Regions from separate parts of the Homo sapiens genome. Here region 2 is linked to region 1. A link is an interaction called in ENCODE POLR2A ChIA-PET data of the cell type or tissue named here. Cell type or tissue: MCF 10A. All regions are shown on one strand. Links, peaks and the distances in the headings refer to the core of each region. The heading gives the core; the rest is flanking DNA. Region 1 overlaps LOC124902792 (a long non-coding RNA gene). Region 2 has its middle 26 kb from the start of LINC01395.

The links. ChIA-PET counts read pairs that join two places held together with the same protein. Peaks named below come from ENCODE experiments on the same cell type or tissue, not always from the same donor. Only the 100,000 strongest peaks of a DNase experiment are listed, where the experiment ranks them.
Region 2: POLR2A ChIA-PET joins it to region 1 with 12 read pairs; 2 of 35 experiments call an interaction of 5 or more read pairs at or near these places.

The regions. Positions count from the first base shown.
Region 1 is chr11:129,719,339-129,735,682 of GRCh38, forward strand. LOC124902792 (a long non-coding RNA gene) reads right to left here. Exons shown (of 2, transcript XR_007062951.1): 1 at 13,680-16,344; 2 at 10,844-13,587. Among named protein-coding and RNA genes, the nearest start is that of TMEM45B, 88 kb to the right of the region's middle. RefSeq lists an enhancer at 3,848-4,349. In MCF 10A, for the core only: no CTCF peak of the experiment used is centred there; DNase peaks (open chromatin) are centred at 9,383 and 12,243.
Region 2 is chr11:129,634,719-129,651,062 of GRCh38, forward strand. No RefSeq gene overlaps it. Among named protein-coding and RNA genes, the nearest start is that of LINC01395, 26 kb to the left of the region's middle. RefSeq lists an enhancer at 4,462-5,661. In MCF 10A, for the core only: no CTCF peak of the experiment used is centred there; DNase peaks (open chromatin) are centred at 7,373, 8,563 and 8,893.

The sequences.
Region 1 (16,344 bases), core at 5,449-13,448:
TCTAGGTATCTTTAGACAGGATGACCAGTACTTGATGAAGGGTGGATGTCCTCAGACCCAGAGTAGGGAAACCATGTAAGCAGCTTCCCACACAGAACCCAGGTTGAACTGGGCTAATTTCTGTCTTAATGACAAGGATGCCAACAGTGGCAGGTGGGTATTTGGCAATCACTGAGCCACCCCTATCAATGTACTGGTGCTACAATAGATCTCCCAAGCTCTGAAACAGTACGTCAGAAAGACCCTGCCACCCTATCCTTTCCGCCTCTGTCGTTCACCTCCTTTTAAAGAGAGCTGTTTGGGGGAATCTCCTAGTTCCCTTTTCTTCCTCACCTTTCCTCATTTCTCTTGTCTTAGGTGAAGAATTGAGCTGGTGACCATTTGACAGTGTAACTGAGATAGAGAAATACTGATCTAGAAGGTATGGAAAGATCCCAGCCCTGCTGTCCTACAACCTTCCTGGGGCCAGCCTCTTTGTCTGCATAGCCAACAGGGTTTCCATGGCTTCCAAGAGGACATCTGACACAGGTATTAAGCTTTCTGAAATAAAAAAAAAAGATGTACACACACAGGATTAGCTTTTAAACCCTCCATGAGCGTTCAATGATGTAACCGATCACTCTCTTCCTAGACCTTCCTTCCTAGTCATCAATAAATCAGAGTTGGTAATGATCCTTCGAAGATTTCATGTTCAGTAGTTATTTGATTAAAGCTAAATTTGGCCTTTTTGTGTGAGACTGTGCTTTGAAGGGTGACCAAATGAAACCGGGCTCCACAAGAATAAAGCAGGTGCAGCCAGGGCATCAAAGCAGGGGGTGCAGGGAGCACTCCCGGGTCCTGTGCCCAGTCCTGTCACCTCAGCCCTCAATCCCCTGGCAGAGAGGAAGCCTTAGTACAGTTAGCAGACAGGATTAGGAGGGGTGATCATCCCCATACGTGAAGCAATTTGCCCAAAAGGAAAACAGCTCCCCTCAGCCCTGCAGGCCCAGCCAGCGGCCTCCTCCTGCAGGCATCCCCTGCCTGTCCTCAGCACCCTGCATTAAGCCCAGGTCTAGACTTGGGCAGATTGTGCAACTCCTAAGAGATTAGTTTCCTCACTTGTTACCTGAGACTGCATGTCCTTTATGATGGACAGGTGGTCTGGCTCAGAGGGAACAGCCATAGGCTGGAGACAGGCAACGGGGAATTTAAAACCAGTCTTGTCACCATTGGTGCCATGTGACCTTGACTGAGCAAAGCACTGCACTTGAACCTGTTTCTCTCTCCCCATTAAACAGGGATGAGGAAGAAGATGATGACGACAATGGCGATGATAGCCTAGAAAGTTACAAGATGTCCATTGTAACTTCCTAGTCCACAAACGCCCAGATAAACCTGATCTGATCTCTGCTTCCGTCCTGTTATGAATGTCCCCTTTGGTCTGGCCCTGCACTGCATCTCTACGTCCTCACTTGGACTGAGCCCCAATTTCTTGCCCCATGAGCATCCAAAGTCCTCCTTACAACATCTGTGAATTCTGCTGCTTACCCACTTATGACTCTCCCACCTCCCGGTAGTTCATTTGTGCATCTACCTCCATGCTGCCCCACACTGATCCAAATGTCACCCCAACCCCCGATTACTATGAAAAACTCACATGCAAGCACCTTGTAAATTCAGAGAAACTGAATATGGGGAGGTGGCCAGGGGCTGTGGTCACTTCACGCACCTCACACCCTTCCCCTCTCATTTTTCCTCTCCCCGAAACCCGCAGAACTGAGCACAAGCCCCTCCCCTTGCCATGTCGGGCAATTCCGCCCACGTCCAGGCCCTCCTAAACTTTCCGCTTATGTTCCGAAGCACAGAGCAAAGTATTTCCCCAACAAATCAGCTTTCTCTAAGGGAAATACTGGTACATTAACTCGTCTCCACTTTGTCACAGTTAGAATGACAAATATGAATGCACTTCATTTATAGGGTACTTCAGAAGCCATCTCATCCGATCCTCACAGCCACCCTGAGAGCTGAAATTCTATAGAGGGAGATACTGAGGCTCAGAGATATTACGTGACCAACAGTGAACACCCAAGAAAGGGTGGAGTCCGAGTTTAGAGCCGATCTGACTCCAAAGCCCACGCCTTTCCTTCTCCCACCTGCCCCTTTGTTTCCACTGTTGAGGATCCCCTGGGGACTGCCTGGACGAACACCTGCTCCCTGGAAGACATCAGGAAGCCACCCTCTCCCTGACACGAGGGCAGAAAACTCTTCTTCTACACCACCCTTCCCCCTCCGCTCAGATTCTTCAGCTGTAGGGGGAAAGCCTTGTTCTCTGACCACCAAAGGAGCACAGCCTTCCAGAGGGTCTTTCTCAAGATCAGCAGGAGACAGGCAGCTGAGCGTGGAATTCTGGATGGGAGGGTGACAGGGAGAGTTGCGCTGTCTGGCTTTTCTCCCTCCCCACACTACCCCACTGGTTCCTGAGCACAAGCGTCATAGCTAAGCCCTGGCCTATGTGTGCAACAGAGAGAGAGCGAGAGACAGAAAAGGGACAGCAGAGCAGAAAGGCGTGGAGTCGAGTCCGAGTGAGGATGTAGAGATGCAGTGCAGGGCCAGACCAAAGGGGACGTTCATAACAGGACAGAAGCAGAGAACCTGTGAGTGCCTATTCGATGTAAAACTGCTGTCGACTGGGCACAGTGGCTCACGCCTGTAATCCCAGTACTTTGGGAGGCCGAGGCAGGTGGATCACCTGAGGCCAGGAGTTCGAGACCAGCCTGGCCAACAGGGTGAAACCCAGTCTCTACTAAAAACACAAAAAATTAGCCGGGCATGGTGGTGCATGCCTGTAATTCCAGCTACTCAGGAGGCCGAGACAAGACAATCGCTTAAACCCAGGAGGCACAGGTTGCAGTGAGCTGAGATTGTGCCATTGCACTCCAGCCTGTGCAACAATAGGGAAACTCTGTCTCAAAAAATAAAAAATAAATAAATAATTTAAAAAAAAACACTGTCGAGATTTTCCACCTGATTCTCAGGCACCAAGGCTGAGGAGGAGAGGAGTGGGAGTCCATTTTACCAGCAGATAACTGCACACTCTGACCCCAGGAATTCAGTGTGTCTCTTACAGGACCTCCACTCTGCAACAGTTAGGCTTGAACTGGTCACAAAAAGCTGTGCTAACCTCAGGAGCACACTCTCCACCAGCTGACAGGAGAGAGATGGCAGTGAACGTGCAGGGTGGTCCAGGAAAATCAGCCTTGGATTACAGATATTGGCTATGGATAATATACAACATGAGGACCAGCAAAAAGCTGAGAATTGTCCGTGCTACCTAAAACCAGGCAAGTGTGAAGGCTGAGGGCGGAGACTGCAAGACACTGCACAAACAGGAAGTTTATGTTCAGATCATCAGGCAAGGGAAGGTGCAATTCTTCTAACAGCTTATGGGCATACAGCGCTTTATAGCGTAGCAGCACTTTCATGGACACCGTTTTGTTTAGAGCACTGAATAGGGCAGACTTCAGGGTTAAACAGTCAGTTTCAATGCCAGGACCACTGCATGCTCCTCTGTGCATTCACAGCCATGATCCTCCTCCTACAGCCCATGCTCCCATCTCTACCTTGGATCATCTCAGCAAGGACTCAGTGGGATATCCATTCATTCATTGCTCTACCAGTGATTTTGAGCCTCTCCGACGAGCCAGGCACTGCTCTAAACATGGTGAACAAATGATGCCAAAAGCTTTCTCTTCATGAAACTTTTTTTCTAGAGAGGGAGATGGGTAATCGAGATAATAAATAAGCATGCTGGGTTGTATGTTGCATAGTGATGAAAACCATGAACAAAACCAAACAGGTACGTGGGGCCCCAGTGCTTGGGACCTCAGAGGCACTCAATCCACATTCCCCGGCGCTGCTCCCATCTCACGGCGGCCCTGCGAGGCAGACAGGCTGATAGCCAGCATCTTACAAGTGTGCAGTGTGAGGCTTAGAGAGGTTCATGACCTGCCCAGGCCCACACAGGTGGCAAGGGCCAGGCCAGGACGCAGCTCCCTCCCCAGTGCCCTCTCCTAGCTTCTTCTGCAGCTCTGTGTGGTGGGAGAGGAGACCAGCTGTCGCAGAGGAGAGGTGAAGCATAAAGGGGACTCACCCACGGAGAAGCCACTGTCCCTGCAGCCCCAACACCTCCCTCCCCACCCAGGGAGTTGCCAGCACTTGCCGGGCAGGACACTGTAGAGCAGCTCCAGCCAGGGCTGGCCTGGTCGGGGAGCACCGGTGAGGAGGGCCTGCTCCTGAAGGAATCTCTGGACCCTGTCCCATCTCCTTCCCATCCCATGACAAGGCTTCCCACAGTGCAGAGGCAGTCAGGATGCCAGGGGGAGAAATGCCAGATTGTTATGTTGACTTTCCACTCAGTTGTCTCCTGCAGGTTCGTGCTTAGGAGCCATGAACAGAGGGCAGCAGAGTGGCAGCCTTGGCAGCCCACAGAGACCAGGCTGCCCCGCCACATGGACGCATGTGATGTCCACCTCCTGGAGCCGGCAGGCAGCGCTTCAATGGCCAGGCCTTGCCCAGCAGCTTGTCTGCAAACAGCAAGGGGCCAGACCTCACGCACACACAGCTCAGAAGGGGTCCATCTGGACTAGGGTTCTTGCAGACTTAAAGAGGAAGGCGCCGGGAGCCAGTTTCCATTCCAGGCTGCAGCCTCCTGCCCAGAATCTCCAGCCTTGCTTCTCTGCAGCTGGGGCCATCTGGCTGTCCCTCCTAGGCGCCTAGACACCCCTGGAGTGCACTCGTACACACTGGCCGCAAACACCGTTACCCTCAATACCAGTCACTGTTGAGATCAGCCTGCCGGGGTCCTGCCACCTGCTGTGTGTTTGTGCTGCTGGTGACTGGCTCTGTATATGTCTCCATACCTCAACAACCTGTGGATGCCTCTAGGGAATCCTGATTTCTCATGCACTGGCATCTTGTCTTGCTCTTTCTTTCCAGATTCCTCTCTCATTCTTTCTGTAAACATGTATAAGCACCGGTACATGTATCATCTTTGTCACTGTGACATCTTGACAGTAGTCCAGATGGCTCCACGACATCTTGACAAGCTTCCAGTTGCTGCCTGCCTGCTTTCCCAGGTCTTGGAATAACACAGCCCCTGCTGATAGACCGATCCCCTGAATCCCACATTGGATCATCCCAGTGTGGCTGCCATAGAGGTCTGCCCACCTGATATCAGGCTTTTTCTTGAGAGACAGGAGTTTCCCCCAGGACCTACACAACCTGTACTGTCCTCATATGATTTTTCCCCACTCCAGGGAGAAGAACCAGGTCCAGATGTCAGCCTGCAGCACACCACTGCACTCAACCGATCCCTGCCTGACCATGTTCTGAGAGGTGTGTGAAAGTCTGCACTTGCCAGCTCTTAGAGAACAGTAGCAAGATAGAGTTAGTTACATATTCTGTTTGCTAAATATCTCTTTTAGGATTTTTTATTACAAAAGTTCAAATAATAAACCATGTACAAAGTAAAAATTATAGCTCCCCTATGTCCTCCTACTTAATCTCACTTCTGAGATGCATCCTAAGTTAGGTATGTATCCATCCACTCTTTTTTACACACAGACTCCACAGAGAATTCTTTTGCACAAACGGAAACATACAAATTGTTCTGCATCTTGTTTTTTAATGTCGCAAGTACATTTTTTTTCCTCGGGAAATTTAAAGCCAACCTATTGTTTTAATGCCTACTATAGTATTCATTACATAGATGACTCATAATACATTTTTTTGAGACAGATACTGCTGTTGCCCAGGTTGAAATGCAGTGACATGACCACAGCTCACAGCAACCTCTAACTTTTGTATTTTTTGTAGAGACAGGGTTTTGCTACGCTGCCCAGGCTGGTCTCAAACTCCTGGCTTCAAACAATCTGCCGGCCTCAGCCTCCCAAAGTGCTGGGATTACAGGCATGAGCCACTGCTCCCAGCCCCATAATATATTTAATCATTCACTTATTCATGTATATTTGTTGCCAGTTATTCCCTACTACAAACAACATTGCAATAAATGTCCTCATGTATACATCTTTTTGTACTTATTTTTTTCCATAGGTTAGTTTCCTGGAATTCTTGTTGTCTCATTTGAATTTGCATTTTTGTTATTAAGTGAGGTTAGGTGTATTTTCATCTGTTCTTGGCCCTTTGTGTTTTCTATGAATTTCTTGGCTCAATACCCTGATGTTTGTACGTCGGAAGTGAGATTAAGGAGGAGGTAGAGAGCTTTTAAGGAGGTAAGGGGCTGAATTATCCAGCCTTCCACTTCTATAATCCCTTTTATCTCAACCACCACTAACTCAAACCTTCCATTGGATTAGCCCATAGCAGAATCTACATTTCTCATGACTAGTTTGGCTCTAGTTGGCTATGGTAAAAGCACATCTCCCTTGCAAAACTACCAACCAGAGGATGCAATACCCACCATCCTCCTGCCCACCCATTGCTCCCCTCTGAGCCTTACAGAGCTTAGGTAGAAGAGGACTCCACTGTCATCCAACTGACGATGGAGGTGACAGGCTCTAGAAGATTCAAGGAGGCACCTTATCACATGGGGATCGGTGTCCCAAGTGAAAAATGATGGTCTTAGGAAGGGACTGTGGAGCCACATGACAAGGGACTGGAGAGATGTCAGGAATGACAGCAGTGAAGAGATTTTTTCATGGGACCCTTTGCAAAACCCTGAGTGCTAAGGTCTTGTCGCATCCCTTCTTCCTCTACCCACCACTGGGTGGCAAAAGGTGAGGCATGAGCTAAATAGCATCACCTGTCATGGTTCCCTGATGATGTGCTGCATTTCAATGCTCCCGGGACCCTTATAAAAAGATGTGCTTGATCTGGGGAAGACAGGTATAGTGGTTTTGGGGACAAAGAGGTAATACCCCACCTTAGCAAATACCAGCCCCTCCCCTGTGGCAGAGATGATGATGACGATGGTGATGATGATGATGATGATGATGATGATGACAATGATGATGATGGTGACGGTGGTGATGATGATGGTGGTGATGATGACGGTGACGGTGATGATGACGGTGACGGTGATGATGATGATGATTACAAGCCTGAGATATCTCCTTTAGCTTGTGAGCTGTAAGGCTCTTTCCACTTCCTCCTCCCTGCTTCCCACCAGAAGCTGGTAAAGAGTGAGCTCCTGTAAAACAGAGGGCCCTGCTGTGCAGGTTATATTATTATACTATCACTGAGTATACAAACAGAGGAAAAGAGAAACCCACAGTTCTACCATGCCAACCTCATCTGGCGGCATTTTTAAAACTTCCATCCAGTCCTGCATCATCTTCCTCCTCAAAACTTTTTCAGAGGCCATGAGACGGGCTCTTGCTTTGAATGGCCAACTCTCCTGGGGCCATGGCCAAGGCAGACGCTTGTATAGTGACCTTGGCATTGTTTTTGGGTCAGTGTGAGCAACTTTAGGATTGTGTGTCCTCGTGACTGACTCTCCATCACCTCTTCAGAGTAAACATGTGAACTTCATGCATTAAAAAGTCCCTTTAGATCAAGAAAATATCTAAGGAAAAACATTTGACACACATAGCTGAGCTCCCATGCACCATCCTTAGAATAACCTCGTGTGTGAGGTATCATCACCATCCCCCTGACCGATAAGGAAGACTGAACTTCAAAGACATTAGATCACATGGCTGGTAAGTGGTAAAGTGTGGACTCCAGCCCAGGTCCCCTACTTCCATGTCCAGAACACTTGCATCACACGAAGCTGATGACATAATCTATTGTCCATATTCCAGAGTTGTAACTAAGGACCAAAACTGACCAGTTTTACTTTCCCCACCTCTCTGTTCCAATAAGTAAGCATCCTAAGTGGGCAATGGAGAAGGAATCGGAGGAAGGATGGGTAGTGGCCTGCACAGGAGGGTTTCCACTATTGGAAGAGGGGAATGCCGGCTCACATGGGGATGGAGGGCAGGGGGAGGCACTTCCTCCCCACAGTCCAGCACCTTTTTGAGTGTTCCCTTCACCATCAGCAACACCCTAGAAAGCTGAGGGAGTAGGAAAAGAACAACCAACTCAAACTCAAGTTCAAAAGCAAACAAGTTCAAAAGAGACAAGTTCAAAACCAGCCATGCTGAGACGGGGAGAAATTACAGGCCTCAGTTAGAAAGGAATTCGCCACCTCAGCGCTAAGGCTAAAACAGAAGTCCCTCACTATCCGAGCTTTAGGCTGCTAACCTGCTAACTTCACAAAGGAGTGGTAGGCAGTGGTGTGCTGGGAAAGGCTTAACAAACAGCTCTCCAGGAAAAATGAAAGCCTTACCTTAGCATTTCCTTGACTTCCATGGTATGAATAATACCCCATAGCAGCTTTGGAAATCCTACAAAGGGGGGACCTCAGACTAGGAAAGGGGGTGGGATGGGACACCACACAGAGGGGGAACTAACACCTCGTACATCCCTTTTGGGGTCACATTCTTCTCTTCTGTCCTTCACTGTATGTCCAAGGCCACACACATCCATAGGTGACAAGGCATGTAAATAAAAGAAGTAAGGAGGAAGGGGGCAAAGATTGCACGTTACGAACATTCTCCGTTGTTTGAAAGTACTTTGCAAAGAGTGGCCCTATTTCTTCTATTGTCTTTCTTGTCCCCCTCCCCAAGCCAAAATCTGAGCCCAGCTAAGCTCTAGCAGATGGTAGACCACCTCTAGTGATGGTCCCAGCAATCTACTAGAATCTTTTCATAGAAAAATCTAATTATGTCACTCTCCTGATTCAAATCTTTCCACCCTTCTCGTCTCAACTCACTTAATGCTAGTTTTTCCCACCAAACCCTAAACCTCTTGAGGGCACGGGCCTGGTCTGTCTTGCTCATTGCTGTGTTCTACTACCTAGGATGGAGTTTGGCAGACACTAGCCCTCCGTAAATACTTGATAGATGAATCCCAAATTGCTCCTTAATAATTCATTCATCAAATTATTTTTAAGTACCTTAACAGGCTCACAATGGAACAGGCCCTGGAGATTCAGGAATCAACAGTCATTGTGAATACTGCAGAATGCTGCCCATTTCTCCCTGTAAACCCACGAAGCAAAAACCAGGGCTGGGGGTGAATGCTCCACCATTCTCATGGAGAAGCAGCCAGGTGAGAAGGGGAAGCAAGACAAAAACCATGGATTCCAGCTATAAATTATACAAATGCATGGCATTAAAAAATTATTTTAACACATCAAATATTAAGTCATTCGTATGCTCTGCAATTACTTTATCTGTCATCAGCACACTCAAGCTATTTGAAGTGGTGACAGATGGGAAGGAGTCCGTGCCAATTTTTCCTGCAGGTGTGCATCTGGGCTAGAGGGGAGGGGTCAGTACGTGCAGCAAGGGAGGGACGGGGAAGGGTGACTGGGGTTATGAAACTGGAGCTGATGTAGGAGGCTTGGCAAAAAGTAAAAATTACCAATTTGCATCCTGGAAAGCTGCAGGGCATTGCACTCCCTGGGAACTCAGTAATCATTAACTGGGCAGCTCAAGGGAGGTGAAACAGCAAGCTGCCCACGTCGCAGAAGGAAGAAAGCAAGGCCCAGCCAAGCCAGCAGCCGGACCCAGGAGTCCTGGCTCCTCCTACTTTGTTCTGATCCCCAATCAGTCCTCTGAGGGCAGCAAGCTGGAGAAAGTCAGGCAAATGGGGAAAGTGAGAGAAGGGGGTACAAGATCCTTTAGAGACTAGGACTCCTTAGAGGACACTGGTGGGGATGGAGGGAAGATCATGGAAGGGCCAGACACATAATATCTAACCTGGGCTAGAGAATTTTCTAGAAAATGAACAGCATGTGATATAAGATCCACTCTGGAAGAACCCAAATCATACCTCCAAACCCAGCCTGACGCAGAACTTCTCTGGCTGAATGAGGACTTCCTGCCAGGTGGGAAGACAGATCCACTCATATCCACTGGTCCCTAGCTCCTCCCCTAGATTCTCAGAACCTGGAGTTCTGCTTCAGACACAGCCTTCTCAGCTGCCTTCTGACAAGTGAGACTCGCTGTGGCCTCCTCTGGGAGGGCACGGCTCACCGCTGAGGAACTCATGAATCCCACACTCAGTTACACCACCTCCCATCTCCTTCTCCCACAGTCTGTACTTCCTCCAATCATGTAGATTTCAAATCACACGCTCTTAACTCCCTTAATTAATGCTGACATCAGAGCTCTCCCTTCCTTCCTTCCAAACCCTTCCTCCCAAACCTGGACCATTTAAAATGACCCCCAGGCAGACCGAACCCCATCCTAGACCCCAGCCCAAACATATACACACACTCAGTTGTGATGTGGCCAACCATAAAAGCAAATTCATGCTGCAGGTTTCATTCACAGAAGAAACAACCTACTGGGCACAAGATGAGGCAGGTTTTCTTCCATCTTCTCAGTCAGAACAGGAGGGAAATGACGTAAAGCATGGCATAGAAGAATTGAGTTCATTGAGAGAAATAACTTCCAGCTGGTGGAGTTGTATAGTCTAGGCTTACAGAAGTTTGAAGGCGCCTTTTCCGTGTGACTGTGGGACAGGGTTTTCAGGTCTGGCAAAGCAGAGCAGGGCCTGGCTTAGAAGACGGACTCCGTACCTTCCCCACACCAGGCGCTCTCACTCTGTGATGGGGCAGTGGGCCGCCTTGCAGAAAGCTGATTCCCAAATGACCAAAACCCATCTGACTTTCAGCAAATTGACTAAGCAGGCGCCCCACACGGCAGGGGCCTATGATGCAGGATGGGAGACCGCAGTCCCTACCGAGTACAGTGTGTGTAGACTGAATCAGCATATTCAAACCTCATTGCTTTGATTTGGTTTAATAACAATATTTTATTTATTTTGAAATTTCAATTGCATTAGAGAAAAAGATGTTATGCTTCTTGGAAGAAGATGTAGCCTTTTAAAAATTCACAAACTTTGTTCTTGGATAACGTACATCTCCATTGGAACAAATGATTGACTGAGATTCTTGCTTTATTCATTCCTTCATTTGTTCATATTTTTTAGGAGGTATCCACTCGTTTCCTACTTCAGGCAAATCTCTCTGTGAGGCCTGGAATTCTAAGGATAAATAAGGTCCAGACTCCGGCTCCAGGAAGAGTATAATCAAACAGTGAGGGCCAGCAGGACAGCAAACGACAGTTACCGCGAGGGGCTGGATCTGGGACGCAAGGTACCGTGGGACGAGGATGCAGGAATTGGGCCTGGCATGAGACAGGAAGGCTTCCCAGAGGCAGAAGGTTTTGAGCAAGTTCATGAGGAGCTCAAGAAGGTGAGTTTGGAAACTGATAATCCAGAGAGCTAACAAAATGTGCAAAAGTGTGGAGGCTGAAATGCATCCTGTATTCCAACCATTCCCCAAATAGCCCTGTTACTGAGTAGCCGCAGGAGAGTGGTGGGAGCTGACCTGGAGCAGGGAGGCACAGGGACAAGATAGGGCAGAACCTGTGTGCCAAGTCAAGGTTCCAGGTGTGTTATGTAAGTGACAGGTGTCCACTGAAGAGCTTTAAGGAGGCAAGTGACACAGTCAGATTGAGATCTGGAAAATCACCCTGGAAGATGGACTGGAGAGGAGCCAAGTTGTGCATGGGTCGGGAAATGGCAATGAGGGGGCGACGGCAATAATGCAGGTGATAGGTCCGCATATTGGAATCTCTTCCGCATGGAGATCCAGCAATGCCTCACACAGTTTCATTGCCCGGCACACTGGTCTTTGGGTCAGCAGCCTTCAGCTTCAGAGGATTTCCAGTAGAAAGTGAGAATAAACTTGCAACAAGAATGCAGAAGCTCCCGGAAAGAAATATGCACTGACAACCAGAGAGAATGACTTGGAAGGATAAAAAGCAGCTTTAGGAAAGCACTCAAGGAAAAAACGCCAAGAAAAAGCCGAGCAGAAATATCCCTCGCGTCCCACAAAGAACTCTGTGCTGTATTCCCCAAGGACACTTCAGGACCCTCCGGGTACCTGAGTTCCAGAGACTTCTGGCAGAAGGACCTCCAGTCTCAAGGTCACTTAACACGTTGCCTCAGAAGCCACTCTCCTGTGCGACCCCTAGCCCGCCAGGGTTTTCTCTATTGGCTGGCTCCGTTCGCTCTCCACACAGGTCATGAACAGAACTGACCTCCCTGACTCAGCAGCTCTGACAACATCTCTGCTCCAGAAGGTCAGGTTCCCTGGCAAGCACCAGCACCCTGGCCACGCCTGATGTCAAGAGAGAATGATGCATCCTCCTGAATGGTTTGGGCTGAATTGGGAGACCAAGCCCTTGTCAGTCAAATGCCAACAGGGCAGTTCTGAACCTGCCGGGCTGGGTGAGTCATCACCTTCATAAAACAAAATACCCCAATAATTAATACAGAACAAATTAATTAAAGGAAGTGAGACCATTGCAGCACCCACTGTGAACGGATGATAATTATTTGCAAACACAGGGAGAGGCTCAGTAAGCATCCAGACTCCTGCTTCACTGGCAACGAACTAAGCCCTGAAATCCCACGCATCTAAAGGTCAGGAGGAAACGCAGAGCAGAACCCACCCAGCCAACTGCGAGACTGAAGCAGGTGAGGCCACAGCCCAGGCTTAGCCCTTTGCCTGATCATTTCACCTGCATAAAAATTTCCAGCACCTCTGTCCCTCAGTCATTTACAATTCCAATCCCTCAGAGGAATAACCACAAGCTTCTCCCTACATTTTTAACAGGAGAAGTGAACGTAAAGGGACACTAATCTTACAGAAGCCACGCGTCACTTCAGCTGAGGCCTCCCCACCTTTCCAAGCAGTGTCCTAGCCCTGGGCGACTACCCTCGTTCTCAGACGTAGATCCACCAGTGTCTGGACCAGATCCGAACGGCCTTGAATGAAATGCCCTGTTTACAGATGATTGGAAACGGGAACTATGTCTAACGTGTACTTAATCTGCTCTGTTTTTCCCCTTTTACCATATCCTTCACCTTCTCACATATTACATACATCACTGTACGTATTCATTGGCTCTGCTCTCTCTCTACCCAGGTCATAAGAACAGACGCCCCTGCAACAGCAGGAGGTTAGATTTCTTGACAAGCACTGGCTCCCTGGCCACACCTGGCATCAAGAGAGAGGGATGCGTCCTCCCGAATGGATTGGGCTAAATTTGGGGGTGAAGTCCTTCAAAAGAGTCAAAATATTACATTTATTGTTTGTCAGCTCTCACTATAATGAAACCTCCGCAAGAGAAGGGCTCTTTATTTTATTAACAGATTTATTCCGTGAACCTATTACAGTGCCTGGCACCTAGTAGACACTCAGTACATATTTCATCCAATAAGTCAATGAATAAGGTTATGGCAATCATTTTTCCAGAGTACACCCTGTAAGTTCTATAGAATTTTAAGGGTGCAGCAGCAGCATCAACAGCACCTCCATTTCCTGTCTGTATCACTGCTACACCTATTGCAGTGGGAACTATTGGGAAGGGGAGGAGAGAGGAGAAGGCTCCAGCAACAGTACCAGAGCAGCCAGTGTACAGTCTAAGTCTGGGAGATTGCTTGGTGTCCTTGTGAACTTGCTAGAGCCTGGGAAAGGTAAGAACAGACAGTCGGTCAGATCTGAGTGTGTGACTGCACCAAGCTCTGGGCAGTTCTAGAGTTACAGGACATGAACTCACACCTCCCCGGAGAATCCTAAGACCACATCTCCAGCAAACTCAGGCCCCAGGCACTCTGAGCATAGACCAGCTAATCTTGCACTCCAGCAATGCGGTAAGCAGCATGTCCAGCACCTGGTGGAAAACGCTTTGTTAGAATCCTGGTCACTGGCCCTCTGACACAACACCCCTCCTGGTCTCCAGTTCTCTGAGTGCCTCTGGGCCACCCCTGAGGCCAGAAGCAACAAAACCAGTTCTCCTGCTGGGAGAAGAACACTCACCTCCTCCCAATTCAAGAATCTGAGTGGCAAACTTGCTCTGCCACTATTTTGAGTGGAAACAGCTGGGCTGCAAAAGAAATCAACAGATCACAGATGAAAGTGCATCTTAAATGGAGTCAGAGACTTTCACCACCATTCCCTGGTAATAGACACCATCACATTACTCCAGGTCCCTGGTTACAGCCAACTGGATTTCATCTCTCTTCAATGAGGCTGAAAGTGCCAGAGGATTTTAGTCGTGAAGCACACAGGACTCCTGAGGTGGGGCAGTCGGTCTGTAGGTTACCTATCCACACAGGTACAGCAGTCGGATTCGGTGGAGGAGGAAGTTCCAGTGGAAACAAGTATCTCTCCACATTATCTGTATTGCTTGAGGGGAACAGGTTACTCATTTTGCTCACTTCTCAGTGAAGTCGTAGGTTTGCAAACCCAGTCTGACACCCAATGATCTCGCAGTTCCCTCCGACTGTCTCCACACCATTTCAGTCCACATCATCTCGCGCCTGGAAGATTACGACCACCTCTAACAGCTGTCCCAGCCTACAGTCACGTTCCCTCGCAATCCATTCACCACTTCAGCTGAAAGAGCTCCTCCAGGTCCCTCCCTTAAAGCCTTTCAGGGGTTTCTATGGAGACTGAACTTCCATGAGGAGTTCCATCTCCTTAAGACGATCCAACCCCTCCCAACCACTTTAGCCTTGTTTCTTACCCAATCCTCCATCTCTCACTCAACAAAAGAGCCAGACTCAACTTCTCCCCAACTCCCAAGATGCCACACCTCCATCCCCTCCAGGTCTCCCAGCACAGCGACACCCCACTCATGCCTCCTCCTCTTTCCCCCCCCGCTGCCTTCAACTCTCTTCACTAACCTCTACATACCCTTCTAGGCGGCTGCCTTCAGAGGGCATCTCCGGCCCCTAGACTACATATACTCATCTGTCTGAAAGTAGCTGGCCATGCCCCTCATCCCACCCTATGGCAACGTCCTTGGCCATGACTGGCTTTGCGTGTGGCTGAGAACCCACCCCGGTCTGTCTTCTTTGTTTCACCAACACCCAACACATTCCCAGATCAATAAATGTTTGCTGAATGAAAACATAAACTTATTTTTGAGACAGCTATGAATCTCCACCATTCCACCATCTCCCCAAAACTCTTCCCTAAGATTAGCCTTAGAACTAAAGACTACGTGAGCCTAGAACTAAGGGTCGTACCTGGCACCCTCCTTTTGTTCAATCTCACTAGACTAGTTTAGCTATTCTGCTCTTTCCCCTGTGGAATGTCTGCTGTGGCCACTTTTCCTGATCTCTGTATTAGCTCCACCACAGATTGGTTCCCTAGACAGAAAATTCCATTCCACCTAAGAACTCAGATTCCCAGAAACATTGGAAATGCTGAAGAATTGGCTACGTAACTTTTCAGGACTGCGGGGAGGCCTCGCACACCCCCTAAAGGTGGCATTTAATACCTTCATAAAATCATCTGGGCCTCTTCCTGGTGCCAGCCCTCAATCGCCAGACTTCCTGGCATTCAGTGCCAGTGCATCTGGAAGAAGTGTTAGGCATCCCCTAGCCCAGCGGCCTGCATTTACAGATGAAAAGCTGAGACCTAAAGATGTCATGTGACCTGACAATGGTTGCATGGAGCAAGTCTGAACTCAATTGGACGCCCTAGTTCTGCTGGGAAACATGAATGGCCTTTCAAAATCCCATGGGCTTTCCATAAAATACCAACATCTCTCTCATGCTTTCTGACGGGGGACCCATAGTCAGAACAGGTCTAGGGCCCTCCAATGTCCGTAAGATCCTGAAGAGAAGAGGTGGTGGGAATACTAGTCTGTTGTGCCCTGTCCTTCCCAGCCACCCCTGGTGTTCTAAATCCACTCCACCATAAATTCAAAGTGGGTTGGCCAGGTCACACCTCTGGGGCATGGACCCAGATCTGCTGTCTTTCTTCTCTAACAGAGGTGAAGAATTCTGATTGTCATCAATGAGTTTGTTTTACAGCCAAGGAAACAGAGGCCTAAGGTGATCTCTGTTTCATGGCAACACTCAGGAACTCTATTCCTGAATCTCTTTCGCACAATTGTGCAAGGTGAGGTAGTGTTGCAAAACGTTGTTTTTACCAGGCCTTAACCACCTATATAATAAAACACCCAGTACATTCTGCTTACATTTAGTAATCATATGAAATGAAAAGTAGTTACAGACATTTTTGTGGCATTGTACATAATAAAATGGGTGATATATTGAGTATTTTTCAGAAATCAAACACAGCTCTACCCCACTTCTGCTGAGTCTGAAATGAGATGAACCTATTTCATCATCAATAACATGGAGAAATATTAGGGCTTGAGAAAGATAAAGGGAAACTGTGAATTTAATATATATTAATGTGTAGCAAAA
Region 2 (16,344 bases), core at 4,872-12,871, 85 kb before region 1:
AAGCCTTCTTTGTTGTTTTCTTCTGAATTCAACTCTGTTTTTAAAGTTTTTACTGTATGTTATCTAGAATTCCCAGGCAATTGTCATGGAAGAGATGTATTGTCTCAATCTACCAGGTTTCCAAAACCAGAAGTCCTCACTATCTTTCTATTTCAAATAAATTCAATTTAATTCATCTCAATTTATCATGCATATATTGAGAACCTAAAATGCGTCAATTCATTGCTAGACATTGGAGATCAAGAGCTAAGACTCAGTTCCTGCTTTTAAGAAATGTGCAGTCTCGTGGAAAAGGCAAGCATATTTTAAAATTATAACACAATTTGTTAAGTTCACGTCCATTTTACAGAATAAGCAGTGGGAGGGTTAGACTGAAAGGAGACATGGCAAGAGGCCAGAGACCAGTATTATATAGTGATTATTTGACTAAGACATTACAGGGTCTGTAATACTGTTTCCATGCGGGACTTCTTTCCTGACATTTCTCAAGAAATTTATATGTTTTTCTAAGTTCCAAATTTTAGAAAAATCAGTCAAGAAATCAGAAACATGAAAGTATTATAATTCTCCTGTGAGAATTAGAGCTTAACAATTAACAAAGAAACATTACTGGCTCAAAGGAACCCAATGACATCAAGCCAAAAGTAAGAACAGGAACCCTGAGCCACAGAGACAAGTATTAAGGTTGACATATCTGGAAACGGGGCAGAGGCATGTAAGACAGAAGCAGCCACAGCCTAATCAGTCTTTCTTAGGGCTGTGGCCATGGAGTCAGTGTGTGTTGGTAGCCCTGTCTGCTGGTAATCAGTTACTCTTGCAAATAAAATAAATATTAATAAGATTATACATTCAGTAACTGTTATATAAGTCCTATAAGCAGTGTGTCAAGAAATACAAGTTTCGGAAGCAAAATAAATCCCTAAATGGACAATTTTGTCATGCAAATCCACAGGGGTGATGGTAACCTTGTTAGAAGATATGAATGTCATGTTATTTGAGTATTGCCCGAATTGTTGGCATTTTCTAGTGTTTAAATATCTGCTATTCACTGAAGTTCTTTCCAAGTATGTTGACCGCCCAACAAAACTACGAAGAGAATAAATTAATGTTGTTATATAATGTTCTAGTAAGCCACCCGAAACTGACCTAAAATCTGAATTAACAAAAATAGTATATTTTTCAATGGACAAATGAAAACCAGAATAAGCAGATAAAATATTTTCATTGCTAAAAAAGGAAATGAACTTATTTGAAGCAACATGTTCCCTGACTCCCAATTTGAAGATGCTTTTGAACACATCTTTAATCAATCAATTCAATTAATGTAACACAAGATGAAAGATATTTTTCTACATTTGCAATATTTGTCCTAATATTGTCCAAAACTATTTGACAGTGAAATTCATGCCTATGTGTCTTACAATTTTATTAAGGATAATTTTAAAAATATTTAATATTTGTTGTATTATCACTCAATGTACTAATAATCTTTACTTGGCATTGATTTTGTGTTTATTTTCTCTTCTAATGTTTTCTATTATCAAATGTGTATATTAGGTAGAGGCCATTTTTGCATATTATTGAAATATATAATTGTGTCATAGTGTTTCGGTTCATAGCAATAGTAGCAAAGCATTTATTATTATCTCTTTTTCTTTCTTTACAGAAAGCCTCTCAAATTTTTAGTATAACCCTGTTACAGAAAAACTCTTCATTATTTATGATTATGACCAATTTTTATTATTTTAAAAACACGTAAGTAATAAGTCACACTAAATATAGAATAATTTATGAGTTTGCAAATTACTGGGCATTCCATTTTCTTGTTTCTGCATCACAAAAATTAATATCCGTCAGGAATTTGGAAGCAGTGGCCAGTACTAAGACAACCACAGTGGAAATGAAGAGGGAAGAAAAAACTAAAGAGGTATTTAAGAGATAGGATCGCCAGGATTTACTGGCTGACGAGATGTGAGGAATAGGAGAGAAAGAGGAATCTAGACTAGCTCCTAAGCATCTGGTTTTGTTGACTTGGTTGGTACAGGTTTCAGGAAAAAAGGCTGGGGGTGGTAGCAATAGTAGTAGTAGTGGTAATGTTGCTCTTTTGAAATCCATTCTTGATCCTACAGCCAGAGGGATGGTAGCGAGGGGCCTTAGCTCAGCTGAGATTGTCACAGCACATAAAGTTTAAGGAGCCCGGGTTACTTGGCCGGGGATGTCCTCGGGTGTTTGGAGCTCAGCGCAGGGGTTTGTTCAGGAGTGGGAGGCTTGACATTCATCCACAAATAGACGGGAGTTACAATCACGGACATGTCAGTATTTGTTTCCAACTATTTCAGACTTGTTTAACAGATCTCAAGTGTAACAGAAAAGGTGGGTGTTTAGGAGCAATATGGGATAATTATTTTACAGCTTTCTCAGCCTTACCCATTATCTTAGTCATTTTGGCAAACAAAACGTGACAGCTGGTTGTGGCTTTTACCCTCTAGAACTTCCACAGCTACAGATATACATACTGTAAAAAGTAAAGGAGAAATGCCTTCTGTTTTTACTTTAGCTTGAAACCAAAATTTTAGTGAGAAGGAGAAATCTTCTTCTTTCCCCACTCCATTTTCCTTTAGTTACAACAACATTTACACACACACACAGGGAAAAATTATGAAAATAAGTTAAATCAAGTAGAAAAAATACAGTACAGATATGACAAGAGATGAAGAGAGCCCAGCAGAACCACTCTGTCACATTAATACAAAACAGTCAACTTGTGTGACACAAGGACCTCATCCTAATGATTTTTTAAAACTTGAGGCTTCGTGGCCTGTTCTGGTCCATACACTACAGAGCTTAGAGGTAAAGTTGAAGGCTCTAGAGTTGACCGAATTGAGGTTTGAATCCCAACTTCACTGTTCCGGGCTATGTGACCTTAGGTGAGCTATGCAATCCCTCTAAGCTTCAGTTTCTGTATATGTGAAATGAGTCATCCTTGACTTCTCCCATTCTCTAACCTCTCTGTCAGTCATCGACTAAACATTTCTTGTATCTGCTAACTTCTCTCCATCCCCACTGCCATGTCCAAGTTATGGACATCTCGTATGTGGACTGTTACAACACTCTCTAGTTGTTCTCCCCACATCCACGTTGCTCACTGAAATCCATTCTTGAACCTACAGCCAGAGGCATCATTTGAAATCATAAACCTGATCATATCATTCTGCTACTTAAAACCCTGCGATATCTCCCCATTGCCTGTGGAGTTTACCACCACTACCACCTGACAATGGGGTGCCTACCAGAACAGTCTCTGAGCTCCCTCTTCAACCTCCATCTCCTCTACCCCATGCACCTTGACCATTAACCTCCTTTCATCCTTCAAGTCTCAGCTTAGAAGCCACTTTCTCAGGAAGTCTTTTTTCCTCCCCACCCCACACCCTACTTCCTGCCTCTAGGTGTTCCTACAACACGATGTACTTCTCTCATCATGACACGCATCACACTCAATGACAGTTGGCTATTCACTTGTCCATATTCCCAAGTAGAGCATAAGCACCTCAAGAGCAGTTACCCGTTTATCTTGTTCTTGTTGCATCCTCCACCATTTAGCACAGTACTTGGGGTAGAAAGTGCTCAAAAATATTTGTTGCATGAATAAATAAGTGAATCAAACTTCTAATTTCCTGTTTCTAGCTGGGATGTGTTCTTTCATCCTGGCCTTACTTCCTGCTTGCTGTGCTCACTTCATGCTTGGTACTAATCGTGTGATACCGAATCTAGATTCCTAGTTGTTATATATATATCATATATATTTACAGATTAAATATAATATGTACATAATAGATAAATTATAATTACATAAACTTAATATTTAATATATTTAATTGATTGTTCTATAATTGATTGATTATTTGAATGACTTTTATTTATTCATTCTTCCATTTGATCAGCCTTTGACCATCTTATTTTTATAGTAACCATAGCCCACTGGCAGTTTATTTTAATCTATGATTTATGCATTCTACCTTTTCTAATTTTTTATTAATTTTTAAATAATTACTTCTTATATCAGCCACGTTTTTATCAGGAAAATAGAAGCCACTCTGTGTCTTCCAAATATTAATAGTTTTAGACAAGAAAGTGAAGCTTCTGCAACTGTTAGGGAAGCAAAGGTCAAGGAGGCCATTGTTAACACTCTGCTTGGAGCACTGAAGCACACGATTCCCAGGAGCTCACCTGGAAAACTGCAAAACTTGTGAGTCGAGAGATGCTCTAGACATCTATCCCCTCTCGTAGCACAAAAGGCAATTCTCCAAAAGTTCATCTGAAAGCTGCTTTGAACCTTACATCTCTCCATGCGTGTGCCTACAACTGCCACTGGAGAATACTGGCCTTGCCTTCCTCCTTCCTCATACAAGTGCGTCTTCCTGGATGGTCTCTCCTGAACCTCACAGAGAAGAGAATTCTGCAAATTACAACTACAGTCCTGATTTCTCTTCCATGGAGCAGGGAGACATTAGAAGGGGTGGCAGGGATGTTCAGTTGACAACAAATAGCTCCACACACTTGTTCTACGCTCACTGAAAACAGTTATATTAATGACATTGATGACAATAAGCTTAATAAATATTTTGTTTGTCCACTGGGTACCAATGCCCACTTTCCTGTAAAATAACAAAAACTAAATGGTAATGCCCATTCAGTATGGTGCATACAATGAACGTTATGACTGACGCTGAGCTGTCTGCATTACTGTTTTATGACTCTTAAGTGGATAGATGAGTCACATCCTTGTGTCCTACACACAACCCATTAAAAGCAACAGGCCTCTGCAGACCTGGGGAAAAACAAGGCAGTCTTGCACTCTTAGATTTCATTCCTGGCAAAGGTGCTATAAGTCAAAATGATGTAAGCTGAATCAGATTTTCCAGTAGAAACTAAGCCACATTCATTACCAACAGCTTAAAGACCAACCTCTTTATAGAAAATGACCACAGACGTCACAATTAGCTAAATGCAAATGGTATATCTGTAAACAAGTCAATGTAAGCCTTTACAAAACATATAGATACCGAACAGGGCAATACAGAAGTCAACCACCGGATTATAATCGCTATTTAAAATGCTGATATCTTCTAATGATTTTTGTTATATTTACCAAAATGAATAGCATTTGTTCAGGGACTCTTTGGGCACATTCTGAGAGTAATCTTTAAAAAGATCTGTGAGGAAAATTAGGAATGTGCGATATGTTTTGAGAAATAAATCCAGGGATGTGTGCTCCTTAGTGTCCGTCTGCTTATAGTCCCCAAATGTACAAAGCAAAGAATAATTGGCCATTGGGTTTTGCTTTCTGAACTGCTGGCACATAAGTACTAGCTACTTACTACCTTATACCTAAAAATTGCTTTTAAAATGCACAACTTAACCTCCATTTTCACTGAAATTTCTGACATTTTATCCCCTATTACACTATTACAAAGTGTCAGGAGCTCTCAGTTCCTGACCTAGAACAGAAGCCAGGTCCACTAATATATATCAGTGGGTCTGACTCATTAGACTGATTATAAAGGTTGATTTGATTCTGACTCCAGAAATAATTCTTTTGCAGCAGTAGTAGAATTGAATCCTCTAATGGAAAAATGTTACTTTCCAATTAAAAAAAAAAAGACTCCGAAAGAGTGACTATTCAGAATACTTGTAAGTTAAAAGCACTTTCTTTTCCCCCATAAGTGTACTGGAATGTAGAGATCCAAATTCACAGTCTTCTCTGAAAGTCATTATTTTGCTCTAAACCTTTCTGGGATTTCTGTGTGTGAACTGCCTTTTAAATCATCATAATCCAGGTGATGTGATCTATGTCAATCACTTTATGTTCACAAGACAGTTTTCATTTGTCCACGGCCTTTTTTTTCTTCCTCGGTCCCTCTCTTCTCTCCTCCACTTAATCTGCCGGAAATCCAGATCTTCCTTCTCTGTTACCTTCATGCTGGAGCCAGACAGGAGACATTCTTAAGTGCTGGGAGTGGGTACTGGAGCAGGGATAGTGGAGCCCAACCGAGGCTACCTGGGCAGGAAGGAGCACATCATCAGGAAGCAAACTCCAGGCCACGTATACAAAGCATCGCACTCAGAGGATGTCTGTATTCCCAAAGTCATGGACCAGGCAAGTTTTACCAAGTCTCTGGGAACATCCGTGTTCCCATCTGTGAAATGAGTGAGTGGGAGGAGTTAACCTTTCTTCCTTCTCTAACATTGTCTGGCTGTATGGTGTGTATTGTTTGCCTGCTGAAAGAATACAGTAGATATAACTTACTAAACCACTAAAATGGAAATAGTTGCCAGTGGCCGGTGCAAATTTAGATAGAGCAAATTTAACATGTTCGTTTAAATTCTAATACCATATGCAAAGGTGAAGAGACTGGGTGTAATCAGATGCATCCTAGGAAGTGGAATTTCCAGAGACATCTGAATAATGAGAGAAAGAGAGTGAACTTGGCAGTGCCTTAATTCAAGTGGCCAAGTACTGTACGGTTCTGGAAAATGCTGGTCCTCGTTATGTGAGCTCTTCCCATATGCCTTTGACTTCCCCCTGCACCACCTGCCTCCTCCCAAATGCCCTGCTACTCCCTGTTGACCTCCTGGGATTCTCTCCAGCGTGGAACCTTTCCTAACCGACTGGCTACACATTGTGACTTTTCCTGCTGAGAGCACTGGTCAGGTTCTAAACCCATAACCCTTGACCCCCCCCAAGTACACTAAAAGCCATTAACCTGAGGCCAAGATGTAATCTCAATATTTGATTCAATTCTCTTGAAAGCTGCCCACAATTTCCCATTATCAATGTATGCTGTTTAATTTAGATTATAGGCTCTTAGAGGGAAGGGACCACATTTGTGTATTTCGTCTGATTTGGCGCTGAATTTCTGCATTTAGCAGGTAATCTTTGGATTAACTCTCAAGAGAAAAGATGGCCTCGGGCTTAATAAAAGTTGATCCCAGCTCATATCATGTTCCAAAATTACAGTTGACAGATGATCACCACAGACGTTCCTGCTGTCATACTCTGTAAATGTAAGGAGGACCAAGGTCACCTGTGGACGGGTGGGTGGAGCTGCCTGCCCAGGGTTGTAGTCCAGGCTCCTCTGTTGGAGCTGTTCTTCATGGTTTTCCTCAGAAGAAATAGGGCATCCGCCTGTATTCATATGGGTCTTCCTTCCCAGCTTTGGCTGTGCTTTGGAGATTCTTCAGAAAGGGATGAACCCAATCACCTCTCCTGTCTGAGAAGCTGAGGGATGTACTAACCTGCTGGGGATGGATGAGTGGGTAGATAGATGGAGCTAGCAGGAGACCTCTGTCATTTAGGCCAACCCCTTCATTTTATAGGAAACTGGAATCCAGAGACAAGTAGTGACATGCTCTCTTATGCTACTGAGAGTCTCACTGTTTGAATTCCATGTGATCTTTTGTGCTTCTGCTAGAAATACAGTTAGGTTAATTCTTAAACAACTTTCCTTCCAGAATCCTAGAGAGCCAAGGAACTGTAGGACCACTGTTACTAACCCCAGAGCCACTAGTACCAGTCCCACCTCCAAAGTCCCAAGAAATTAAGTAAGCAAATAAACACACAAGTACATTTCAGCTAAACAGATAATCACAAGGTATATCTTTTAAATTCCCAGGCTGATGAGGTCGTTAAATAATCTAGAAGGAAGAAACTAAGCCAAAACAAATACTATAAAATACAACTGGAATAACTGACTAAGAAAGATAAAAGAATCCCAGATTTCATATCCATAAAACCCAGATGAGTATCTCATTGATGTAAACAAAGTATGTGTGTGTGTGTGTGTGTGTGTGTGTGTGTGTGTGTGTGTGTGTGTAGATAGATAGATCCTCTTCTATAGGTGTTTTGAGTCACCACTAGAAAGAATACATGTGGCCACTTTGGGAGGCCGACGCAGGAGGATCACAAGGTCAGGAGATCGAGACCATCCTGGCTAACACGGTGAAACCCCGTCTCTATTAAAAATACAAAAAATTAGCCAGGTGTGGTGGCGGGTGCCTGTAGTCCCAGCTACTCGGGAGGCTGAGGCAGGAGAATGGCTTGAACCCAGGAGGCGGAGCTTGCAGTGAGCCGAGATCGCGCCACTGCCCTCCAGCCTGGGCAACAGAGCAAGACTCCGTCTCAAAAAAAAAAGAATACATGTGGCACTCCAATATCCTAGGGAAGTGGGCTATGGTTACATTCACGGGGCGGACTGTCTGAGAAAATATTGTAGTAACCGAGGTGCTTGTGCTGTTGGGGCTAGGCTGTAAAAATTAGACTCTCCTCCTTCATACCATTAAACATCACAATGCCTAGTACTGACAGAAACCCCCTAAAGCTGGGTGACAGACAGCAGAAGCTATTATGAAACTCCCCCCAGTGATATCAAGACTTCTTCCTGGAAGAAGACAGTGACTGATGTGACTCTTCATCTGAGTCATCTCATGGTGTACAGAAGCTGTTTCTCTCTGTCCTGCCTCTTAGGAGGGCACGCTGCCCATTGGAAACTGACTCCAGGCAGTGTGAGGAGTAAGGCCAGCTCATATTGTTTATAGGCACTTTAGAACCTCGGTCATCTCCTAGTGATCTACAGTGTTTGGTTTCTTCCTGGGACAGAGGAGTGCTCTGTAAATCAAGCCCTTCTTGGTTCGTCAGCCCTCTGTCAATGTTTGCTGAGTCCTCAAGTCAAAGGCAAGTCGGAACAGTGTGGAGACTTTGGCAAAGGGCTTGTTCCCCAGTGTTCAACCTCTCCATTTTGATGAAACAATTCTAGGGTGAGGTTGGCCCTAGGAATTATTTCTCTGACTCATATTCCCTTTCCTCTTTTCACACACTCAGAATGCACCATGCTGAGCACCTCATAGCCCCGAGCAGAGAGAGGCCAGGGTTGGGGCAAAGCCCTACTGGGGCCCACTCCCAAGACTGAGAAGACAAACAGGGAGGCGTCTCTCCCAAGCCAATTTCTTTCATCACCCAAAGCTATTTAGGGACACCATTGCCACACACTTCATGAAGAAACCCCAAACTGGTTCTAGCTCTCAGAGGTGGGAATAGACCTACTTAAGTTCTATGAACAAAGAATAGAGAATTAAGCCAAGCAAAGAGATAGGCAGTAGGTTTGATATCTGCCTTTCCTGTCGGGAAGAGGAGCAAGGGGCCGCTGCATCTTTAGAGACTTGAGCTAACGACAGACACAGATCCTGGCCCCGAAAAGCAGTTGGACTGTTTGTGGGCATCGTGTTCCATGCTTCATCTTTCATCATCTGATTCAGCAGACATTAACTCTGTTGGCTCTTAGAGTGCAAATGATGAAGACAGAACACCAACCTTCAAGCAATCCACAATTTAGAAGGGAAGGCAGACACGCAAACAGTTTCCATATAATCGGTAGGTATTAAGGCAGACTTATGCATAGAGTGCTATTTTGCTTTTCCCAAGGACACAGGTGGTAACACACACACACACACACACACACACACACACACACACACTCTAGAACATAAGCTCAGTATTGTTATATGTCTCCACTCATGATTGGAGTCGCAGGAATATTTCAGGTGGAGCAAGAGAAGCTCTACCAGCACTGAGAATTGAAAGTCTGCACAAGGGCCTCCTGTGTTCTACCACTGTCTTGAAGGTGCTCCCACTCTCAACATTTCACAAGCACTAGCTCACTCCGTCTGAAACAAAAAGAGTGAGTATACAAAAAGCCTGTAAAATACATAACACACTGCCTCCTTATGGGAGGCGTCCTGTGTCTCACACTCTCTGGAGAACAGAGAAGATGTGGTTGTCAGCTATCCACAGATCTGACCTTGGCTGACCTTCTGTAACTCTGAACAAGGCTATGCTTTTCTATACTGGGAATCCTTTGAATAGAATAAGATGTTTGAATAGAAATGAGGTTTTATCGGAAAGTGAAGTTGGAGAGTATTAAAATGATGATGAAAAGTGTCATTTATTCACTAATTTATGCATTCATTATGTCTGTTCTTCACAATTATATTTGGATGTCTGTTGTGTGTTAATACGTTGGTGCAAAAGTCACGTATGTGTAGGAGGTAAAGATGAATAAAATGTGCCTGACCTCAAAAAGTTACCCTCAGTGTGAGAAACTTGAGTTCATCAATTAACAAAAATTCAAAGAGGAATGACACAAGTGCTCTAATAGAAATGTATCAGGGTTCCAGCTTTGGTTCTGTACCTAAGAAGCTTAAAAGTTGTCATTCTGCAGCAACAAGTACAAATTTGAACAAACTAAAAAACCAACAACTCTTCTTAGATCTGTAAGAGAAATGAGGTCACAGGGCAAACTGCTGCTCTCAAAATTGGAGAGCTAGACAGGCAGATACAGAGAGTCACAACTAACCGGAGCAGAAACCCATGAGCAAACCTCTGTGAGATCCAGCACCTGGAGAGGAAACCATGAATTGCTGGAGGCTGAGTATGGATAAGTTTAGGAGTTAAAAACACCAGAGAAACCCAGTAACAGGGGTCGAGGTTGGGGGCACACTTTTGTGAGTTTTACCTCCAAGAGCTTGACCAGTTTCTCATGGTGAATACTGGGGGGAAAATCTCCTTGTGCTCCTGGCAGAAGGAAAGAGAGGAATCATTTTGAAATATGCCAGAGCACTCTGTTCTTTTTAACAAGATATGCCCTCAGGAGAAACTATTTAACTAGCACCTAAACTGCAGGGGTTTTATCAGAGTCTTACTGACCTAGGGGAAGGAAAACACCCAACTACAGCTAGCCCTAGCCTTCCCCGTGGGAGAAGGAAAATACCCAACTCAAGCACACCCTAGTCATTCCTTCCCACCTAAGGGGAGTCCAGAGGAGACTGAGAAATATTTGTGAAGTTCACAGTCCAAAGGCGTAGGTTCCCTAAAAGACTAAGACCTAATCATAGACTATAGAATGCTTCCTCTACCCACGTACCTTACCATAACATTACTAAAGAATTATTTACAGCAATTTCTTTAACCCAGTATATCACGTCCAGCTATCAAGAAAAAATTACAAGGCAAAAGACATGGTTTGAAGAAACAGAGCTCCTGCCTCAGCTTCCTGAGTAGCTGGGACTACAGGCAAGTATCACCATGCCCAGCTGAGGCAGGAGGACTGCTTGAGCCCAGGAGGTTGAGGCTGCAGTCAGCCATGTTCTGACACCACTGCACTCCAGCCTGGACGACAGAGTGAGGCCTTGTATCAAAAAGAAGAAAAGAAAGAAGATGAGGAAGAAGAAAGAAGAAGAGAGAAGAAAGAAAAGAAGAGAGAAGACAGAAGAGAAAGAAGAAGAGGAAGAAGACCAAGAGGAAGAAGAAGAAGAGGAGGAGAAAGAGGAGGTGGAGGAGGAAGAAGAAGAAAAGAAGAAGGAGGAGGAGAGGAGGAGGAGGAAGGAAGGAAGGAAGGAAGGAAGGAAGGAAGGAAGGAAGGAAGGAAGGAAAGAAGAAAGGAGAAAAGGAACAAGATAAATATTTGAGCAATAGTTACTGATAATTTTCCCAAAATTGATATCAGATACCAAACCACAGATCCATGAAGCTCATGAAACACCAAACAGAATAAATGCAAAAAAAAAAAAAAAACTATACCTAAGCATACCATATTCAAACTACAAAAAAAAAAAAAAAAAATCAAAGAAAAGAGAAAATTCCTGAAAGAAGCCAGAGGAAAAAAACAACTTATCTATGGAGTAACAGAGGTAAGAATTATATTTGACTTCTCCTCAGAAATAATTCAAGTAGGAAGAGAGTGGAGTGAAAGTTATTTAAAGTGGAGAGAGAGGGAGAGAGAGAAACCCCACCAACCTAGAATTCTGTGAAGGAGAAATAAAGACTTTCTCAGACAAATTTGAGAGAATTTGTTGCCAGTAGACCTGCCTTACAAGAAACGTTAAAAAGTTCTTCAGAGAGAAAGAAAATTATGTAGATCAGAAATTCAGATCTACATAAAGAAAGGCAAAGCATGAAAGAAGGAATAAATGAAGGTAAAATAAACCCTTTTATTTTTCTTCCTCAATTGATTAAACAAATAAGTTTGTTCAAAATCACAATAGCCACAAAGTATTTGACTATGCATGCTTGTGTGTGTGTGCACATGTGCACGTGTGCTTATGTACACTTATATATAAGTGAAATGAGTGACAGCAATGATGCAAGGAACAGGGGAGAGAAATTAGAATTATGATTTTCTTATTATAAGGTACATTATCCATTAAAAAACAGATTGTTAGAGTAGAAACAAGACCCAACTATATGTTGTCTATAAGAAACCCACTTTAAATAAAAGACACATATAGATTAAAAGTAAATGGATGCCAACAGATGTACCATGCTAATCCTAATCAAAAGGAAGTAGGAGTAGCTATGTTAATTTCAGACAGGACAGACTTCAAAGCAAGCAAAATTATCAGAGATAAGAGGGGCATTACACAATTACAAAGGGGATAATTCTGCAAGAAGACATTACAATCCTTAACTTGTAGAGCACCAAAACAAGAGAGCATCAAAATATGTGAGGCAAAAATTGATAGAACTACAAGAAGAAATAGATCAATCCACTATTATAGTTGAAGACTTCAACACCCCTCTATTAGAAATGGACAGATCATGTAGGCATGAAATCAGTAAGGACAGAGTTGAATTCAGTGACACCATCCATCAGCTGGATACAATGGAAATCTGTAGACTGCTTCATTGAACAACAGCAGAAGACAAATTTTTCTGAAGCTTACATGGAATGTTCATCAAGATAGATCACCTTCTGGGCCATAAAACAGACCTTAACAAATTTAAAACCATAGAAATCATCAACTATGTGCTCTCAGATCACAGTGGAATTAAATAAGAAATCGATAACAGATACTTGGAAAATCTCCAAATACATAAGGATTAAATAACACACTTCTAAATAACACATAGATCAAAGAAGAAATATTGTGAGAAAGTTAAATACATTTTCAATTTGTGTTTCAATGAAAATGAAAACACAGCTTATCACAATTCATGAGATTCAGTGAAAGCAATTCTTAGTGAGAAATTTATAATACTAAATGCATATATTAGAAAAGCATAAAAATCTAAAATCTAAGCATCTATCTTCATAAATTAGAAAAATAAGAGCAAATTAAATCCAAAGTAAGCAGAAGACAAGACATAATAAATTAGAGCAGAAATCAATGAAACTGAAAACAGGAAACCAATAGAGAAAATCAATGAAACCAAAAGTTTATGTTTTTTCAAAGATCATAAAATTGATAAGCCCTTAACCAAGGTAACTCAGGAAAAAGAGGACATAAATTACTAATAGTAGAAATGAAAGAGAGTAGAATACAGGAATATTACAAATAACTATGCCCACGGACTAAATAACCTAGGTAAAACAGACTGATTCCTTGAAAGGCACCATTAGCCAAAACAAACATGAGAAGAAATAGACAATCTAAATAGGTCTTCTCTATTTAAAAAATTGAATCAATAATTAATAACCTTTCAAAAAGGAAAGCACAAGGCCAGATGGGTTAACCTGTCAATTCTACCAAACATTTAAGAAATTATCCCAATTTTCCACAATCTCTTTCAGAGGACAGAAGCAGACTTATTTATGACTTATTTTATGAGGCCAGCATCACACTAATACAAAACCAGACAAAGACATTATAAGAAAAGAAAACTACAGGCCAGGAACATGAATATAGATGCAAAATTCCTCAAAAAATATTAGCAAACTGAATTCAAGATGTATAAAAAGTACACACCATGACAAAATGAGATTTATCCCAGGTATGCAAGGCTGGCTTAACATTTAAAAATCTATTTATGTAATTCATCAAAGCAATTCACTGCAGAAAAAAAATCAGAAGATCATAACAATAGACACAGAAAAAATATTTGACAAAATTTAATGCCAATTCATGATTTTAAAAAACTCTCAATCAACCAGAAATAGAGAGGAATCTCTTAATTTAACAAAGAATATCCACAAAATACCTGTTGCTAATGTACATACTGGTGAGAAACTTGAGACTCTGTCAAGAGAATGAAAAGCAAGCTGTAGACTGGGAAAAAATATTTACAAAAGACACATCTGATAAAAAGACTTTTATCCAAAATTTACAAAGACCTCTTAAAACTCAACAATAAAAAAACAAGCAATCCAATTTTAAAATGGGCTAGAGACCTCAGCAGATACCTCATAAAATAAAATATACAGATGGCAAATAAGCATATGAAAAGATGCTCCACATGTTATCAGGGAAATGCAAATTAAAACAACGAGATACTACTACACACCCATCAGAATGGCCAAAATCCAGAACACTGACAACACCAAATGCTGGTGTGGACACGGAACAAAAAGAACTCTCATTCATTGCTGGTGAGAATATAAAATGGTACAGACGCTTTGGAAGACAGTTTGGAGGTTTCTTACAAAACTAAACATACTCTTACTGTACAACTCAGCAGTCACACTCCTTGGTTATTTACCCAAAGGACTTGAAAATATGTCATAGTAGTTTTATTCCCAGTTCTCAAAACTTCGAAGCAACCAAGATGTCCTTCAGTAGGTAAATAGATAAACTGTGGTACACACAACAATGAATGTTATTCAGCACTAAAAAGAAGTGAGCTATCAAGCCATGAAAAGATGTGAAGGAAACATAATGTATGCTACGAAGTGAAAGAAGCCAGCCTAGAAAGCCTACATAATGTATGATTCCAAGTATGACATTCTGGAAAAGGCAAAACTACAGAGACAGTAAAAAGATCAGTGGTTGCCAAGGGTTAGGGTGGGAGGGAGTGACAAGTGGGTGGAGCACAGAGAATTTTTAGGGAAGAGAAAATATTCTGTATGATATTATAATAGTGGATGTATGGCATAATACAATGGTCCAAATTCAGAATGTGCTACATCAAGAGTGAACCCTAACGTAAACCATGGACTTTGGGTGATAATGATGTGTCAGTGTACGTTCATCAAAACAAATGTGCCACTTTGGTAGGGGATGTTAGTAACAGAGGAGGCTGTGTATGTGTGGGGACAGTGGGTATATAGGACATCTCTGGGACTTCCTCTCAATTTCACTGTTAATCTAAAACTACTTTTTAAAAAACCAAAATAAAGACATTTGAAAATATGCAGAGAATTTATTTTTTTTTATTATACTTTAAGTTCTAGGGTACATGTGCACAACGTGCAGGTTTGTTACATATGTATACATGTGCCATGTTGGTGTGCTGCACTCATTAACTCAACATTTATATTAGGTATATCTCCTAATGCTATCCCTCCCCCCTACCCCCACCCCATGACAGGCCCCAGTGTATAATGTTCCCTTCCTGTGTCCAAGTGTTCTCACTGTTCAATTCCCACCTATGAGTGAGAACATGCGGTGTTTGGTTTTCTATCCTTGCGATAGTTTGCTCAGAATGATGGTTTTACAGCTTCATCCATGTCCCTACACAGGACATGAACTCATCCTTTTTTATGGCTGCATAGTATTCCATGGTGTATATGTGCCACATTTTCTTAATCCAGTCCATTGATGGACAGTTGCATTGGTTCCAAGTCTTTGCTATTGTGAATAGTGCCACAACGAACATACGTGTGCATGTGTCTTTATAGCAGCATGATTTAAAATCCTTTGGGTATATACCCAGTAATGGGATGGCTGGGTCAAATGGTATTTCTAGTTCTAGATCCTTGAGGAATTGCCACACTGTCTTCCACAATGGTTGAACTAATTTACAGTCCCACCAACAGTGTAAAAGTGTTCATATTTCTCCACATCCTCTCTAGCACCTGTTGTTTCCTGACTTTTTAATGATTGCCCTTCTAACTGGTGTGAGATGGTATCTCACTGTGGTTTTGATTTGCATTTCTCTGATGGCCAGTGATGATGAGCATTTTTTCATGTGTCTGTTGGCTGATAAATGTCTTCTTTTGAGAAGTGTCTGTTCATATCCTTAGCCCGCTTTTTGATGGGGTTGTTTGATTTTTTTCTTGTAAATTTGTTTAAGTTCATTGTAGATTCTGGATATTAGCCCTTTGTCAGATGGGTAGATTGTAAAAATTTTCTCCCATTCTGTAGGTTGTCTGTTCACTCTGGTGGTAGTTTCTTTTGCTGTGCAGAAGCTCTTTAGTTTAATGAGATCCCATTTGTCAATTTTGGCTTTTGTTGCCATTGCTTTAGTCACGAAGTCTTTGCCCATGCCTATGTTCTGAATGGTATTGCCTAGGTTTTCTTCTAGGGTTTTTATGGTTTTAGGTCTTACATTTAAGTCTTTAATCCATCTTGAATTAA